Regions from separate parts of the Homo sapiens genome. Here region 1 is linked to region 2. The links are chromatin loops, found by intact Hi-C in ENCODE. Cell type or tissue: endothelial cell of umbilical vein. All regions are shown on one strand. Each heading gives the region's core, and the rest is flanking DNA. Links, peaks and the distances in the headings are about the cores only. Region 1 overlaps SLC22A24 (solute carrier family 22 member 24). Region 2 has its middle 3.3 kb from the start of CHRM1-AS1.

Region 1 (2,816 bases), core at 142-2,641, 220 kb before region 2:
AGTTACTACAAAGAGAATAAAATACCTAGGAATCCAACTTACAAGGGATGTGAAGAACCTCCTCAAGGAAAACTACAAACCACTGCTCAACAAAATAAAAGAGGACACAAGCAAGTGGAAGAACATTCCATGGTCATGGATAGGAAGAATCAATATCATGAAAATGGTCCTACTGTCCAAGGTAATTTATAGATTCAATGCCATCCCCATCTAGCTACCAATGTCTTTCTTCACAGAATTGGAAAAAAAACTACTTTAAAATTCACATGGAACCAAAAAGAGACCGCATAGCCAAGACAACCCTAAGCAAAAAGATCAAAGCTGGAGGCAACACGCTACCTGACTTCAAACTATACTACAAGGCTACAATAATCAAAACAGCATGGTACGGGTACCAAAACAGATATATAGACCGATGGAACAGAATAGAAGCTTCAGAAATAACACCACACGTCTATGACCATCTGATCTTTCACAAATCTGACAAAAACAAGCAATGGGGAAAGGATTTCCTTTTTAATAAGTGGTGCTGGGAAAACTGGCTAGCCATACGTAGAAAGCTAAAACTGGATCCCTTCCTTACACCTTATACAAAAATTAACTCAAGATGGATTAAAGACTTAAATGTAAGACCTAACACCATAAAAGCCCTAGAGAAAACCTAGGCAGTACCATTCAGGACTTAGGCATGAGCAAAGACTTCATGACTAAAACACCAAAACAATGGCAACAAAAGCCAAAATAGACAAATGGGATCTAATTTGTAGGGACCAGCCCTACAGGGTCTATGGGTTTTTCTCCCCATGTACAGAGATGAGAGATTGTAGATATAAAGACACAAGACAAAGAGGTAAAAGAAAAGACAGCTGTGCCTGGGGGACCACTACCACCAAGACGCGGAGACTGGTAGTGGCCCTGAATGCCAGGCTGCGCTGTTATTTATTAGATACAAGACAAGGGGGCAGGGTAAGGAATGTGAGCCATCTCCAATGATAGGTAAGGTCACATGGGTCATGTGTCCACTGGACGGGGGCCCTTCCCAATTTGGCAGCTGAGGCAGACAGAGAGAGAGAGAGGAGACAGTTTACGCCATTATTTCTGCATTTCAGAGACTTTTAGTACTTTCACTAATTCTGCTACTGCTATCTAGAAGGCAGAGCCAGGTGTACAGGATGGAACATGAAAGCGGACCAGGAGCATGACCGCTGAAACACAGCATCACAGGGAGATGGTTAGGCCTCCGGATAACTGCAGGTGGGCCTGACTGATGTCAGGCCCTCCACAAGAGGTGGTGGAGCAGAGTCTTCTCTAACTCCCCCAGGGAAAGGGAGAATCCCTTTCCCAGTCTGCTAAGTAGCGGGTGCTTTTCCTAGGCACTGACGCTACGACTAGACCAAGGTCCGCTAGGTAACAGGTGTCTTCCCAGGCGCTGGTGTTACTGCTAGACCAAGGAGCCCTCTGGTGGCCCTGTCCAGGCATGACAGAAGGCTCACACTCTTGTCTTCTGGTCACTTCTCACCGTGACCCTTCAGCTCCTATCTCTCTATGGCCTGGTTTCTCCTAAGTTATAATTGTAGAGTGATGATTATTATAATATTGGAATAAAGAGTAATTGCTACAAACTAATGATTAATAATATTCATATATAATCATATCTATCATCTATATCTAGTATAACTCTTCTTATTTTATATATTTTCTTTATTATACTGGAACAGCTCCTGCTCTCAGTCTCTTGCGTCGGTGCCTGGGTGGCTTGCCGCCCACACTAATTAAACTAAAGAGCTTCTGCACAGCAAAAGTAACTATCATCAGAGTGAACAGGCAACCTACAGAATGGGAGAAAATTTTTGTAGTCTATCCATCTGACAAACAGCTAATATCCAGAATCTAAAAAGAACTTAAACAAATTTACAAAAAAAAATCAAAAAGTGGGCAAAGGATATGAACAACATTTCTCAAAAGAAGACATTTATGCAGAAAACAGACATATGAAAAAATGTTCATCATCACTAGTCATCAGAGAAATGCAAATCAAAACCACAATGAGATACCATCTCACACCAGCTAGAATGGCAGTGATTAAAAAGTCAGGAAACAACAGGTGCTGGAGAGGATGTGGAGAAATAGGAACACTTTTACACTGTTGGTGGGAGTGTAAGTTAATTCAACCATTGTGGAAGATAGTGTGGCGATTCCTCAAGGTTCTAGAACTAGAAGTACCATTTGACCCAGCAATCACATTCCTGGGTATATACCCAAAGGATTATAAATCATGCTACTCTAAAGACACATGCACACGTATGTTTATTGTGGCACTATTCACAATAGCAAAGACTTGGAACCAACCCAAATGTCCACCAATGACAGATTGGATTAAGAAAATGTGGCACATATACACCATGGAATACTATGCAGCCATAAAAAAGGATGAGTTCATGTCCTTTGCAGGGACTTGAATGTAGCTGGAAACCATCATTCTAAACAAACTATCACAAGGACCGAAAGCCAAACACCACATGTTCTCACTTATAGGTGGGAGTTGAACAATGAGAACACATGGAAACAGGGTGGGGAACATCACATACCAGGGCCTGTCAGGGAGTGGGGGGCTGGGGCAGTGACAGCATTAGGAGAAATACCTAATGTAAATGACGACTTGATGGGTGCAGCAAACCAATATGGCACGTGTATACATATGTAACAAACCTGCACATTGTGCACATGTACCCTAGAACTTAAAGTATAATTTTTAAAAATCACAAGTATTCCTATACACCAATAACAGACAAACTGAGAGCCAAATCCTGAGTGAA
Region 2 (2,816 bases), core at 263-2,762:
CTGACCAGTAGCCCCAGTATCACCTGGGAACTTGTTAGCTATGAGAATTCTCAGGGTCCTCCTAGATTTACTAAATCAGAAACTCTGTGGAACTCGCCACCTATTTTTAACAAGCCCTCTAGGTGTTCTGATGCAGGGTAAAGTTTGAGAATCATTGGCCTAGAGGGATGAGGTCCTGGGTGGAGCTAAGCCCTTGCAGAGAGAGGAGTGGAGATTCAGCCCCCTTATAGCCGTTGGGACTCCCAGAAGCCTTTGGAAGAAAGCTTCCAACACGATAGGAAATGGTATCCATTGAAGATCTAAACAGGATAGGCTAGCCAGGAACTACAGCACTGTGAGAATGACCCTGCTGTTTGGACCTTCCTGTTTGGAAGGATCCAAACCCCATATCCCCTTCCCACCAGCACAGCTTACGGGGTTGTGAGCTCAAGTTCCTAAGAGGGCCCCTCCCTTACCACTGCTCCCTCACAGCCCTAAGGCCCCTTTAAGGCTAAATGCCCTGCCCCATGTTAAAGGCGTTGAAACTGAGGTCCTGGGAGGCAGAAGGACTGAGCAAGCTGAGCAGTGCTGGGAGAATAGGAACTTTGGGGCCAGATTAACCTGGTCTCTACTGAAGGCCAGAAGTGGAGGGGGTAAATCTGGTATTCACATCAGGAATGGAGCTAGCAGTTCACACTTGTCCCTTGTCCCAGATGCAGGTCTGACCTGCCATGTCCCTCACTGAACAACCTTAGGCATGTCTCTTCTCAGTGTCTTCATCTCTGAAACGGGAACAAGCCCTTTGCAGAAGTGTTAGGAGGATGAGAGAGATTGTAGGGAAATGCCCTCAATGGCTCTATGATCAGTGTTACCACGGGACAGGGCTGCTCACCGGTAAATGCCAGAAACCAGGACTAGTTTCAGACCCAGCTCTGACCCTACACCTCCAGCCTGAGCTTTGAAAAGCCCATGCCCCCAATCCAGGGAGAAGAAACTTAAATCCCATCATGGCTTGGTTAAAGCAGTTTGGGGGAACAAGTTTCGGCGGGAAAGGGTGTGTGCATTCCAGGAAGGCTTCCCGGAGATGGGGTCTGTGCCCTCAGTCCTCTGAAGCTAGATTCCTGCAGGCCCAGCTGCCAGAGAATTGGGGAAATGGGATAAACCCAAAGAGAGAGGGTGGCTGGACATGGCAACTGTCCACCCCAAACACTCCACCACTGCCCCGTTCTGAGAGTCTTTCTTGGCCCCAGAAACAAGGGCGACTACACGCCTGAGCTGGAAATAGGGAAAGAATGAAGCGGCTTTTTGAATGCTGTCTTCCCCTCTACTGCTACCAACCCCTTCTCCGGCCTGGAGAAGTTAGGATCCTCTCTCCTCCTGCGCCACCTTCCTTCCACTCCCACCGTGTTGCTTTAGCGCCATCTGCCGGCAATCACAGGAATAGCTCTGCCAAAACACGGCTCTTGTAACCCGCCTGAGCCTGCTTATCAGACAAGACCACAGGACAAGATGGAGTAGGTGATTCTGGCCACCCCAGTCCCTGCCCCCAAGTCTCAGCAGGTACATCAGACCCCAGAAGAATCAGCTTCCTTGGATACCACTATAAACTTGCAGAGACAGGCCCTACCTCTCTGGCCAGTATACCAAATTCACCAACAAGGAGATAGAAGGTAGGGGGCTTGGCATCTAGGAACAGCTCCAACTTCTCCTAATCCCCCATGGCCCCAGGCCTTTGGAATCCTTGGTTTTATTCTTAGGACACTGGCTGGGATTTCACAGGACTCATGCTGACCCAACTGGAAATTTAGACAAGTACCTGCTCACCTTTAGAGCACAAAAGTCTTTTGAATGGCCAGGTTCCCCACACCAGCCTCAGGCTCTAAGGGGCTTGAGAGAGCTTGAGGTTATTGCTTCTGACATCGTTGTTGTTAGCACCTTTGGTAACATACACACACTGGATAACCCCACAAATCAGACTATCACACAAAATAAGCCTGAAAACAGTTCTCACTCTTCACTGTGAGTCCCTGTCCTTCCCCTGCCCTTGAGTTTCACTTTCTCTCTTGATATTCCTGGCCTGGCTAGCACCACCATTCACACGTTGCTCAAACCAGAAAGCTGGGAGTCATCCCAGACTCCTTCTGTCTTTTACTCCCTGTACTCAGCGTATCTCCTGAATTGTTCACAAATTCATCCAGTTGTCTACATCCCCACTGCCTCCAAACTAGTCCAGGCTTCTTGCCCAAAGTGCCAAAACAATCCCTTAATTCAGGGATTAGCAAATTTTTTCTATAAAGGGCCAGACAGCAAATATTTTAGTTTTAGACTCTGCAGACCAAGAGACAAAATCAAGAATATTGTGAAGGTACTCCAATATTACACAGTCTCTGTCACAACTATTCAACTCTGCTGATGCAGTCAAAAGCAGCCATAGACAATATATACTTAAATGAGCATGGCTGTGTTCCAAAAATATTTTCTTTGAATATCACTGAGATTTGAATTTCATATAATTTTTCTTGTGTCACAAATACTATTTTTGTTTATTTTTCAGCCTTTTAAAAATGCAAAATTCAGGCCAGGCGCGGTGGCTCACGCCTGTAATCCCAGCACTTTGGGAGACCGAGGTGGACGAATTGCCTAAGGTCAGGAGTTCGAGACCAGTCTGGCCAACATGGTAAAACCCAATCTCTACTAAAAATGAAAATAAAAAAATTAGCCAGGTGCGGTGGTGTGCGCCTGTAATCCCAGCTACTTGGGAGGCTGAGGCAGGGGAATTGCTTGAACCAGGGAGGTGGAGGTGGCAGTGAGCCGAGATCGCGCCACTGCACTCCACC

What was found. A loop is a pair of places that touch in the nucleus more often than their neighbours do. Peaks named below come from ENCODE experiments on the same cell type or tissue, not always from the same donor. Only the 100,000 strongest peaks of a DNase experiment are listed, where the experiment ranks them.
Region 1: a loop joins it to region 2, with 7 times the contacts of the local background. A loop is called at or near these places in 3 of 110 quality-filtered maps.

What each region holds. Positions count from the first base shown.
Region 1 is chr11:63,126,926-63,129,741 of GRCh38, reverse strand. All of the region lies in intron 2 of SLC22A24 (solute carrier family 22 member 24), which reads left to right. Among named protein-coding and RNA genes, the nearest start is that of SLC22A24, 16 kb to the left of the region's middle. In endothelial cell of umbilical vein, for the core only: a CTCF peak has its summit at 1,460 (motif pointing left); no DNase peak of the experiment used is centred there.
Region 2 is chr11:62,904,730-62,907,545 of GRCh38, reverse strand. No RefSeq gene overlaps it. Among named protein-coding and RNA genes, the nearest start is that of CHRM1-AS1, 3.3 kb to the left of the region's middle. In endothelial cell of umbilical vein, for the core only: a CTCF peak has its summit at 1,409 (motif pointing left); a DNase peak (open chromatin) is centred at 1,395.